2 separate regions of the Homo sapiens genome follow, and region 1 is linked to region 2. The links are chromatin contacts, found by Hi-C or POLR2A ChIA-PET in ENCODE. All regions are on one chromosome and are shown on one strand. Each heading gives the region's core, a stretch centred on a gene start or an enhancer-like site at or near the end of the contact. The rest is flanking DNA. Distances are from core to core; before and after follow the strand shown. Region 1 overlaps ARID5B (AT-rich interaction domain 5B). Region 2 overlaps ARID5B (AT-rich interaction domain 5B).

Region 1 (5,218 bases), core at 1,259-3,758, 75 kb before region 2:
TTGGCCTCCCAAGTAGCCGGGACTACAGGCGCCCACCACCACACCTGGCTAATTTTTTGTATTTTTAGTAGAGACGGGGTTTCACCGTGTTAGCCAGGATGGTCTCCATCTCCTGACCTTGTGATCCGCCCGCCTCAGCCTCCCAAAGTGCTGGGATTACAGGTGTGAGCTTTGTTTGTAGAGACTGGGTCTCACCATGTTGCCCACGCTCTTCTTGAATTCCTGGGCTCAAGCAATCCACCTGCCTTGGCCTCCCAGAGTGCTAGGATTACAGGCGCGAGCCACCATGTCCAGCCCCAAAATATGTTTTAAAGTCGCACCAGCACCTCAGATAGACGGGCTGTGGAGCGGCCAAGAAGCCATGTTTTCACAGTAAAATTCTTTGATGTTAGTGTGGCTCTGGACCCTTTTCTCTTGAAGCCTGAGCATTTGCTATCAGTTTTCTACAGGATGTTTGTATCTTTCTAGATTCTATTCCTGGGCTATCTCATTCAATACTAGGCATTGGATTTCATCTCATGAGCAAGCTGAAAGGCTTTCAGGAACTGGGGAACTATGTGGGGAACTGTGAAGCTTAGATTTCTTGGTTTCTTCATCAAGCCATCCAACTGTGCAGGGACACAGCTGTGGATTCAGGGCTCCAGAAGGACCTCGAGGCAGCACATGTCTTCCAGAGGTATTTCTATGGAGCAAAGCAACTCACCTCTGCTGCATCCTGGGGCTTTGGGGCATTTTCTTTTTCTTTCTTGCTTTTAGGTATTTCATGTTTGATGCGTTTGGTTCCAGATACTTTTGTTTTGTTCTCATTTTCCTGTGAACTGTTCTCCTGTTTCCGAGGTTTGATTGGAGGCAGGGGCTTATCTTCTTCTCCTTTAATAAATCTTTCATATGGTAGGATTAATCTAAAAGGTTAACAGAAGAGATGATCGGTCAGTTGAGTAATTCCAGTAGCATCAATGCTATGGGGGTTTACTTTCTTTTCTCAATATAAGCAAATTATTAAATGACTTCATCTCCAGTGACAGTGCTATACTTCTATAAACTTACTCTACACTTTAGTGTTCTGCTTCCTTGGTCAAAATCAGTACCTGGTAACTTAATACTTCTCAGCAAGACCTCTTTTTGGTTTTGTGGGTCTATAGACCAAGATACCAATGGAAGCATCCAACATTAACAATATCACCATCACTCCCCATGGCACCTGGCTAAGTGCTAACAAAACTGCAACAATAATGCTAGCTGCTTTACCAGTCCATCAACAACTATTTATTGAGCACATACTATAGGCAGTGTTCTAGGCACTGAGACACAGCCATGAACCAAACATTCAAAGCCTCTGAGCTCATGAAGCTTATATTCTAGTAGGTACTAGCATGTGCCAGGTACATTTAAAGATTATTTTATGTAAACTCCACAATATCCCTATGGAGTATTATTATTATTCTCTTTTTTAACATATGAGGCAATTGAGGCCTATAAAGGTTAAACAATTTGCCTGAGTCATACCATTTGTTAGAGGTGAGATCTGAACCTAGTGCTGCCCATCTGAAAACATTTTATTTTCATTCATGTCAAGATAGAGATGAAACATCTAAGATAAAAAGGTCAATGAGAGGCAAGCACAGCGTGGCCAAGAGACAGTTTAGTCTTATCCCACAGCTCTGAGTGGGGTAGGGGACTCCACTAGGAGTTCTGTTTTAGTGTGCTAAGTAAAAGACCGCCCCAGCGAGAAGGAAGGCAGACAGACTATGCAAGCCACAAAAACCAGAGGCCTGAAAATTTCAAGCATTTAAATTATATAACTTTTTAAACAAACTGCATAAAATTGCTCTAAAAAGAGAAACATCAAACAGCTCTAGTTTTAATCTGTTTTCCCTTTGCGACGTAGCTCTTTATCTGAAAGGGAAAAATAGCTGATGTAATTAAAAGGGATGGATTGCATTACAATCTCAGTTTCAACTTCAGTGATTAAAGTTTTTATAATGCATTTGGTATGATTAATGACTCACTGTGGGATTAATATAAGACTCAGCCTTAAAAATATGAACTTTAATACAGCAAACATAATTTGTTTTAAATAAGACAAGTTGACTCAATGAAGAAAATGTACTTGGCTTATAAACATCATAAGTCTGTTCAAATATTGGGGATCCTGATTATTTTTAAACTAAGATTCCCAGGCAAAAACTTCCTTGGTCTGGATATTGGTTTGCTATCCTAAAATTGGTTTCTATCTATGTTATTTGGATCTCAACTGCTTAACCATACACGATTGTTCAGGTTTGACAGTACGGATGTGGGGACATTTGTGATCCTAATATTTTGCTCTTTAATAAAATACCAATAAAACTATGGGAAAATCAGATCCCAATTTATAGCATATTAGAAACAAAATTCATTTACTGAGCATGCTTGGACAAGGTATGAGCAAGGAGGCGTGAATAATACTTTGGAGCCCTACATCTGGCAGTTGGCCAGCCATGAAGATCAACAGAGCCCATGGGGAATAGTTATCTTCAGATCCCATTACAAACTGAGTTTAAACATGTTACAGCTGCTAAAACTGGAAACTGCCCTCCCTATGTAGACTTACTAAAATAATATATGGCTGCCAAATACCTGCTTCCCACTGTAATATTACAGTTAATGTTTATATAATAAAAAGCATAACTAAGCACAAAGAGAAAAAAGCAATCCTGTTCATACTTGAATTTATTCTGTCTCATCTGTAAAGTCCCCAACATTCCCCCCAATTCCTTTTTTCTGCCTGGTTCTGCCAGGGACTTTATCCTCTTCAATATTGGCAGGTTGTGGATTTTTGTCTGGGAGCAAAATGCATTGAATATTTTAAACTGGAAAGATATTTTAAATTGACTTTAATGGAAACATATTTTATTGTTGGGACAGATAGGTTTGTTTTACTTTTGTTTTGTTGCCATGGGAACTCAAGGAACACTGTAGTCTGGGTATTCCAATGATAGCAATTTGCTGGTACCACCCTTCCCCCAGCTTCATTTTCTGATGGAGATGGTGACACCACGAGGGACCCTCTTTACTGAGAAGAATGACAGCATTACCTCTGAGTGTGGGAAGGAGGAGGAGGGAAAGCAGAGAATTGGGTGGGAGAGACACCCCATGGACGCCCAAGGACCCCTCACTCTGGGTTCTGAGAGCCCTGGGCCAACCTGGCTCTCTAGATGGGTGCTAAGGAGACTTTAATTTCCTTTTCTAATTTTGCAAGTTCACAAAGTAGGGCACCATTCTCATTTCGGTTCCTTTTTTTTTTTTTTCATTTTTTCTTTCATTTTTTTTTTTTTTTCTCCCCTTCACTCAACTCAGCAGCTGGCTGGCTGACAGCAGTAAAAAATACATTTCACTTTGCTGGTCAAAGGCCTAAAGCCAGAAGCAGGAAATCTGGAATTAAATGTTTCTTGTATCTGGAAAGAGGCATGACTAAGGTAAAACTGAATCCAAACACAAGCCCTACTTGTTCAAGGCTTCCAGAGAGAGTATATGAGAGTGTGTGAGTGTGTGAGAGAGTGTGTGTGTGTGTGTAAAGGTCAACCGAGTGTTTTTTCCCCCCCTTCTAAATCATTGAAAGATAATTATAGTGGCTTGGGGAAAAAAGCCTCCTAAAATAAAACAAGCAAGGCAGAAGCTAAAAGGAAGCAAGTAGAAATATGACCAGCTAAGCTTTGAAGAACAGGGCACGGTCTCGCACGGCACACAATCGCTGCTTCATATAGTGATTTCCGTTTGGTGCAATTTTCACTGAATGTTTTTTCAGTTATCCTGTCATGGTACAACACAATTACCCCACAGGATATGATCTTATCATATGATTATTAGAAGTTTTTACAGTACAAGAGGACAAAAGCTATTATAGGTTTCTGAACATTTAAACGTTCAACGTACATGTGGTACCATTAAAAACAGGTTAGCCTTAGATTAGGTCAACATTGCCCTATGTAGAAAGCTGAGTAGGTTTGTATTATATAAAGAATTTAGTAAAATGCACCATGCCTGCGCCTTGAGGTTGATTATTTCTCAAATATTTGTAGCACAGCAAAGATTTTATCAGTTTCTAAACTGTACAGATAAAAGCAAACATGCACTCCAGCCCCCAAGAATTCATTACACAGGAGAAATATTTTCAATGGACTGCAACTCTAAGAATGGGGGCTGGCTTTTAGGTGGGTGGAAGTAATGGGGAAGAGAAGCAATATATTCATTAGAAAATCCAGAGATTTTCCCCTTCCTGATCTACATCTAGTCTGGGGATTGAAAGCTGGACAGATAAATGGGCCTTTATTATTATCCAGATTTCACATTTCAGATTAGCAAAATGCTTATTTACGATGCGATTAATGGATCTGAAATAGGTAAGCCATTATGTATTAAAAAATAACATCTTTCCATAGGCATAAGATTTGTAGCAGCATGAGATTTTATTTTTCCCTAGGAATAATACAAGAATAACATTTTCCACCCCAAAGCAGAAACAGTAGGGGGGCCTTTTGCTATCACGGAGATTCTTATTAAATTCAGTCACTGTGAAAAGCAAGATTTTTTCCCCTCCTCATTCTTCTTTCTTAAAAAAAAAAAGACTTAAAATCAACCCAAGTTAAAATTAACAAGTCAATAGCATTATAACCTTGATTTGTTAGCATCTGAGCCACTAAATTATCATCATACATGAAATTGCTGGTTTGAAAAGATTTCGGCTTTGCTAAATCTCAAGTTAAATAATGGTGCTTAGTACACTAGGTTTTTAGATCTGCCTCATCTGATATTATGAAAAATTCAATACATTTCTCTACAGCAGAAGTCAGGGGTCAGCAAATCTATTACTGTAATGTAAGTAATCTGGCAACCTGCCAACTCTTTCTCCCTTTTATTATTTTTTTAAACACTAAGGCAGATAATTTTATATTTACAAAGTCTAAAATCCTCCAGGGCCTTGCCTCTCTTTCTCAACAAAAACCAGCAGCCTTGCATTAGAGAAGTGTGTATCACACATGTCCTCATCATTTGCATTTTGTACAAAAGAAGAAAAGACCCTTCATCTTTATTACACAACATTCCCCTCCCTTCCTCAGAAGCAGAGGAAAAATAATGTCAAATCTCATCTGAACCAGTAACCACTAATGTCTCCTGTATTGATTAATGCTTGCATGGAATGACTGAACTTTTGGGCCAAAATATTTAGCAAACAGTG
Region 2 (5,379 bases), core at 1,315-3,814:
TGCAGAGGCCAGAAGAGGTGGAGGTGCTCTGAAAAGTATGAGGCATCTTCTTGCATGTGCAAGACATTCCTCTTATGGCAAGACTGAGGGTGGGATGAGCAGTTACCAGGGTTGGGAGTGGCGGGGCCAAACTCTCCATGTCTCTGAGGCCACCTCCTCAGCTCCTATAGGTGACACTGGCACCAAGGGTCTGCAAGGCAACTTCCTGGGGCCTCCATAACAGTCCCTGGGTTTGTTCTAGTCCTGACACATTTCAATTTCCTCTCTTTCAACAGCTATGGGATAAAATGCATTCTCTAGAGCATGGTACTTGCAACTGTGCTGCAGAAAAGACAAATCTCAAAAGAACTAATTAGTACCAACATCCATTGTCTTTCTGAAGGGGTATGTCCTGGAAATGAAGCGGGACTCAGCTCCTTGATAAAGTCATGTTTCTGGTGTTGTGTGTAATACCCTTGTTAAAAGATTTGATCTCCTACTTCAAAGATATAATATTCATGCCTGGGACCGGACGAGGAAAGTGCCCTGCTGAATCCTGTGTGTTATGAACTTGCCTTTCTAGGATCTTCCATGCAACTCTCCCAAGAGAAGGCCTCAACTGTCAATCATATGCAGTAAGCCAGTGATCCATAAAGGATCCTTGGGGTATCAGTACCATCTACCAAGGAGTTTTCCATATGAGAATGTTATACTGGCTGAGCCTTTTTTACTTAACACTTTCCGATATGATTCCAGCCCAAACTGTGATCTATATTATATTCCTGACCCATAGAGCCACATTTAATTAGAAACCTGACAACGCCCTGTATGCTGTCAAGCAACCAGCCACTGTTTCTTGATTGGCCACGGCGAATTCTGGTATCTGTGTTACAAGTTGGAAAGGTTGTTAGTGACCTCTGGATACAGGCTACCATTTGTCCTGACTTAAGTACGCTCCTTGATTTTCTAAGGAAGACATCCTTCTAGGTTGTGCAGAACTACAAAGGTCTTTTAAGCATCCTAACAAATGAACAATCTTTAGCTAAAGACACTGACCAGATTACGAACAATGTCTCTTTGGTTTGAAAAGATAAATAAATATTGAGAAAAAACCCAGTTCTTTTGAGTTTGGCACTCTGCCTTGAGAATGAAATCAACTGGCAATGAGCTAAAGCTGAAAGACTGAGGTCACGAAATACTTATCCAGGAAAAGAGATAAGATGATGGAGATTTGAAGCCCTCTCGGATCTAGCAGAGTTTTCGTATCATTTCAACAAACATGTTGATTCTTACCCCCTCAAGGAGCTTAGAGTCTAGCGAAGAGAAATGCAACTGAAGCCATTAACTTTAATAACAGGCAGAGGGGGAAAAACATCTTTGAAAAAGTACTGAGTAACACATAAGGGACAAGAAGCAAAATGTTAAAGATGATTATTCTGAAGTGACTCTTTTAGCCTAGAAGCAGCCCATTAAGCAGCCAGGAAACCAAGCAGGCACCTCACTCCTTTACCACTGCTGCAAAATTGGTGCCTCTCTCCTTTTCTTTCTCATAGGCCCAAGGGAAGGATCCAATTTAATAAGAAACAAGTTGATTTTTCTTCCAAGAAACTTCCCCTGGGTTCTAACCATGATGGGGGTCTGTGAGAGGACTCACAAGTACTCACTCCCTCGGGGGAATATAACATCTTCTAGGAAAAGAAAAAGAGTTTTTGCTTGTGGAGGCTGCTTTTTGTCTGTGCAGAAAGCTAAAAATGGCAGAGGAAACAATCTCTTTGAGCTTCAAAGTCCAGAGTATTTTCCACCTCCTCACCTGAAATAACTTCCTCCTTTTTGTGTCCTTCAAGGTCCAGTTGAAGATCCATTTCCTCTAAGAGGCTTCCTCTGACATTAGGGCTCTCTTTTATGGATCTTTTAACTCCGGTGGCACCTACGGTTTGACCTCCTCACTTTGCCCTTAGCCAACTGCCTCGTAGTGTCTGTTATATGGCAAACTTTCCCATGGACAAAGCTTTGGCAGATATCCTCTCCTTTAAACTTCAAAATAACTCCTGACTCTTAGCTCTAGGCTTCTTGCATTTGTAGCAGAAAAGCATGCCCCTTGGGGTCAGTAGACCTGGGGGTGTGTGGGGTTTTGCTTTGCTAACCCCTACTTCAGCAACATGCCAGGTCTGTGACCCTTCAGAAGCTGTTTAACCTCTCTGAGGTCGCTCATGGGTAAAATGCAAGATTTTTAAGAGGATTACAAAGAACATTTGTAATGGCCTCTTGCTCCATGTCCTATCTCAGACAACTTGATTTTTCAGTTGTCTAGAGAGCAGACACTAGCATCCTAACAATGCCTGGAGTTCTGCCTTAAACATAGTTGGTGCCCAAGGAATGAATGTATAAGCACTCAAGGAGCATTAGAATGCACCAATCTTCTTCTGCTGAACACAGTGTGTTCCTTAGTCCTCCAAGATGGCACCTGGAGAGCCAAAACAGCCACTCTAAGGAGAGCTTTTAAGACACAGAATTTCTAGGCAACTTCCTAAGGGAACATAAAGCCCAGATGATGGAATCAAGGCCCACGCCAGCCAGCAATGAGAAGATTTCCTGAGCAGGCAGTACAGCTGGCTCTTGTGCCAAGAGCTTGGCTACTCTGCCTCCTTTGAAAACCCATTACCAAATCATGGCAAGCGAAATTTAATTTTAAAAAGGGAAATGATTTATGTGCTACAGAAATAAAAAAGTGACAGAAGCAGGAAAGCTTGCATACATTTCATTTTTTTGAAATTAGACCTATAATTTTTTCATTAAAGAATAATGCCAAGTTGGGAAAGCCAATGCATTCTAAGCAGAAAATCACGGAGAGGTGTATAATGAAAGTCCTGTCAGCATGGAAACCCCATGTCTCACAGAGTCCATGAGAACACAGAGCAGTTCACTATCTGCCCCCTTCAACTTCTAAATAGTTTGCACTCTTAAAGAGCCCTATCCTCATTTCTGTTTCTGTGATGAGATGGGAAGCCACCGGAGGTCTGAGCAGAGAAATGGCCGCTCTGGCTGGGGTGTTAAAAACAGACCAAAGGACAGCAAGGGCTGAGGCAAGGAGGCTGGCATAACAGAGATGAAGGGTATTGGTGGCTGGCACCAGGGTTTCTTGATTCCAGTCCAGTGGGTTTCAGATTTTGAATGCTTGTGATTATTCCTTTCCTAACCACTTCCCAACACGCCAATCTCTCTATTTAAATCCTACAAAATCTACTGTACATTCATCATCTAGAAAGCTAGCGATCAGTTATCTGTTTTCCATCAGCCTGATCTCAGGAAGTCTGAGAGCTCTTTCTGAGCAGGGTCTGGGCTGAGAGGCAGCCTAATGTAAAGGTGCAAAGAGCACGGACACTGAGCACGTATGCTGATTTTGCCAATTGCTGGCCATGAAATGTTGCTGTGCTTCAGTGTCCTTATCTGTGAAACAGGGGATAGCAATGATACTGACATACGCTATAAACGTATCCATCCATTCATGTAACCAATATTTACTACAGCTACTATGTGCTGGGTACTGCTCTGTTGCCTGCACACATGGCTGTGAATAAGACAGAAAATCCCTATATACATTTACAAAGAGCTTATGTGGCAGTGTGTGTGTGTGTGTGTGTGTGTGTGTGTGTGTGTGTTGTGGGGCGGGGGAGGTGGGTGGAGGGGGCGGGACAGACTGTAAACATGTAAAGAAACAAATATAGGAGTTAATTTCAGATAATGATGAGTTACAGAAAGATAATGACACACTGGGTGATGGGATAGAGCTGGGCTTGTGGAAGAGGGATGGTCAGAGAAGACTTCCCTGGGGAGGAGATATTTGAGCCAAGGCCCAAATGATCTGGGAAAGAGCCAGATCTGTGATATCTGGGGATATACATTCCATGCAGAGGGACAAACAAACAAGTATTTCTGGAATAAGCGATGTGGAATGATTTTTAATAGCAAATGACATACTTCATTTTCCCCAGCAGTCTGTATCAATATGAAATAATTTTGTGGGTGTTTTCTGAGGAACCACTACAGAACCAGTATGTGGTTAAGGTTGTGTTGGGTGCTGCAAGAGGCACAAGAAGGGTAGGTTAACAATGAGTACTTAAACAGCACTTACATGGACCATCTAAGTGCTTTTACTCATTAGCTCATTTAATCTTCACAATAGTCCTGTGAGGTCAATACCTGTGAGGTCAGGTCCACAGTTATCTCACATTTTGTCACTCCCCTTTCCACATACTATAAAAGTGGGAAATTTTCTGTCTCGTTCACAACTGTTGTCCTCATAGACCAGAACAGCACCTCACATATAATAGCTGTGGAATAAACCCTGGTTAAATGAATGAATGAATGAATGAATGAATGAGAGCCTATCATGTGTCAGGCACTGTAATAGGCTCTAAGCATCTCCACACAGCCTCACCTACAGTTCAAGGAACTTATATCCATCTAGTTCCCTGGCAGGACATAATAAAGGGGATTACAGAGAATCTTCATTTATCAAGGAGGCTGCTTAAGTCAAGCGAACATAGACTTATTCTGAATCTCTCTCCACCACCACTACCCCAGACCAGCACTTTTGCTTGTGATTTTTCAATGACCTGGTTCTTTCCTGCAGCATGTATGTTTTTTAATTGATAAAAATGTCAGTTTCACCCTAGAGAGAAATATGTTGATGTTGCTAATGTAATGGGATATAACTTTCTCGCTTTTCTAGATGAAATGCTAGGTGAAATATTAGTCAATATAGACACAAATCATTTCTTACGGCGTGAACAAAAGTTTATTGTACCCATGAGCCCAAATTGTTTTTAATAACCCATTGAGCCCACTCAGCTACAAAAGGTGTCCAGAGTTATTTTTAAATCTCCTTTCAAGTTCCAAAAACAGAAAAGAAATCCTCGAATCTTAGCCATTCCATATATTATGACTGTAAATTAATTTACAGTAGCAACACACAAAATTCTTTTCCCAAGAGAAATGATATTCTAGCTTCTGAGGCCTCTGCCCAAGGAGGTCTTCTCTCTTGCTCTACTTTTGTCTTACTCTCTTAGAAGCTGAGTCCATCTTTTAATCATTACATGTATCACGGAGCACATCCATTACACCTCTACCAGCACTGAGTTGGGTTTGGTTTACTATGCCATATGATGACCTTAAGGTTCTCCTTGTTTTCACTTTGGTAGCCCATGCAACAAGGAGAAAGTGCCAAGAGTGACTTGGTTAGACCATTATTTTGTTGTTGTTGTTTGTTTGTTTGTTTGAAACGGAGTTTTTGCTCTGTTTCCCAGGCTGGAGTACAATGGCGCGATCTTGGCTCACTGCAACCTCTGCCTCATGGGTTCAAGAGATTCTCCTGCCTCAGCCTCCCGAGTAGATGGGACT

What was found. Hi-C counts contacts between places; a loop is a spot of excess contacts on that map. ChIA-PET counts read pairs that join two places held with the same protein, here RNA polymerase II (POLR2A). Pooled maps may share reads with other maps.
Region 1: a loop to region 2 is called in a map of endothelial cell of hepatic sinusoid, with 4 times the contacts of the local background. The contact joins two enhancer-like sites. A Hi-C loop is called at or near these places in 2 of 168 maps with a recorded cell type or tissue (endothelial cell of hepatic sinusoid and naive thymus-derived CD4-positive, alpha-beta T cell), 3 of 37 single-sample maps with no recorded cell type and 14 of 50 pooled maps. POLR2A ChIA-PET finds 5 or more read pairs at or near these places in 7 of 52 experiments (OCI-LY7, WTC11, activated B cell and 3 more).

The regions. Positions count from the first base shown.
Region 1 is chr10:62,081,386-62,086,603 of GRCh38, reverse strand. It overlaps ARID5B (AT-rich interaction domain 5B), which reads right to left. Exons shown (of 10, transcript NM_032199.3): 9 at 704-902. Among named protein-coding and RNA genes, the nearest start is that of LINC02621, 180 kb to the left of the region's middle. RefSeq lists a silencer at 3,846-3,905. Within about 2 kb of position 2,508, at least 27 of the 41 ENCODE cell types and tissues checked have a DNase peak (open chromatin) inside an H3K27ac peak, as active enhancers do; they include OCI-LY7, where a contact is called at or near this core.
Region 2 is chr10:62,006,321-62,011,699 of GRCh38, reverse strand. The region is part of intron 4 of ARID5B (AT-rich interaction domain 5B); the gene reads right to left. Among named protein-coding and RNA genes, the nearest start is that of ARID5B, 110 kb to the right of the region's middle. Within about 2 kb of position 2,564, at least 2 of the 41 ENCODE cell types and tissues checked have a DNase peak (open chromatin) inside an H3K27ac peak, as active enhancers do; they include OCI-LY7, where a contact is called at or near this core.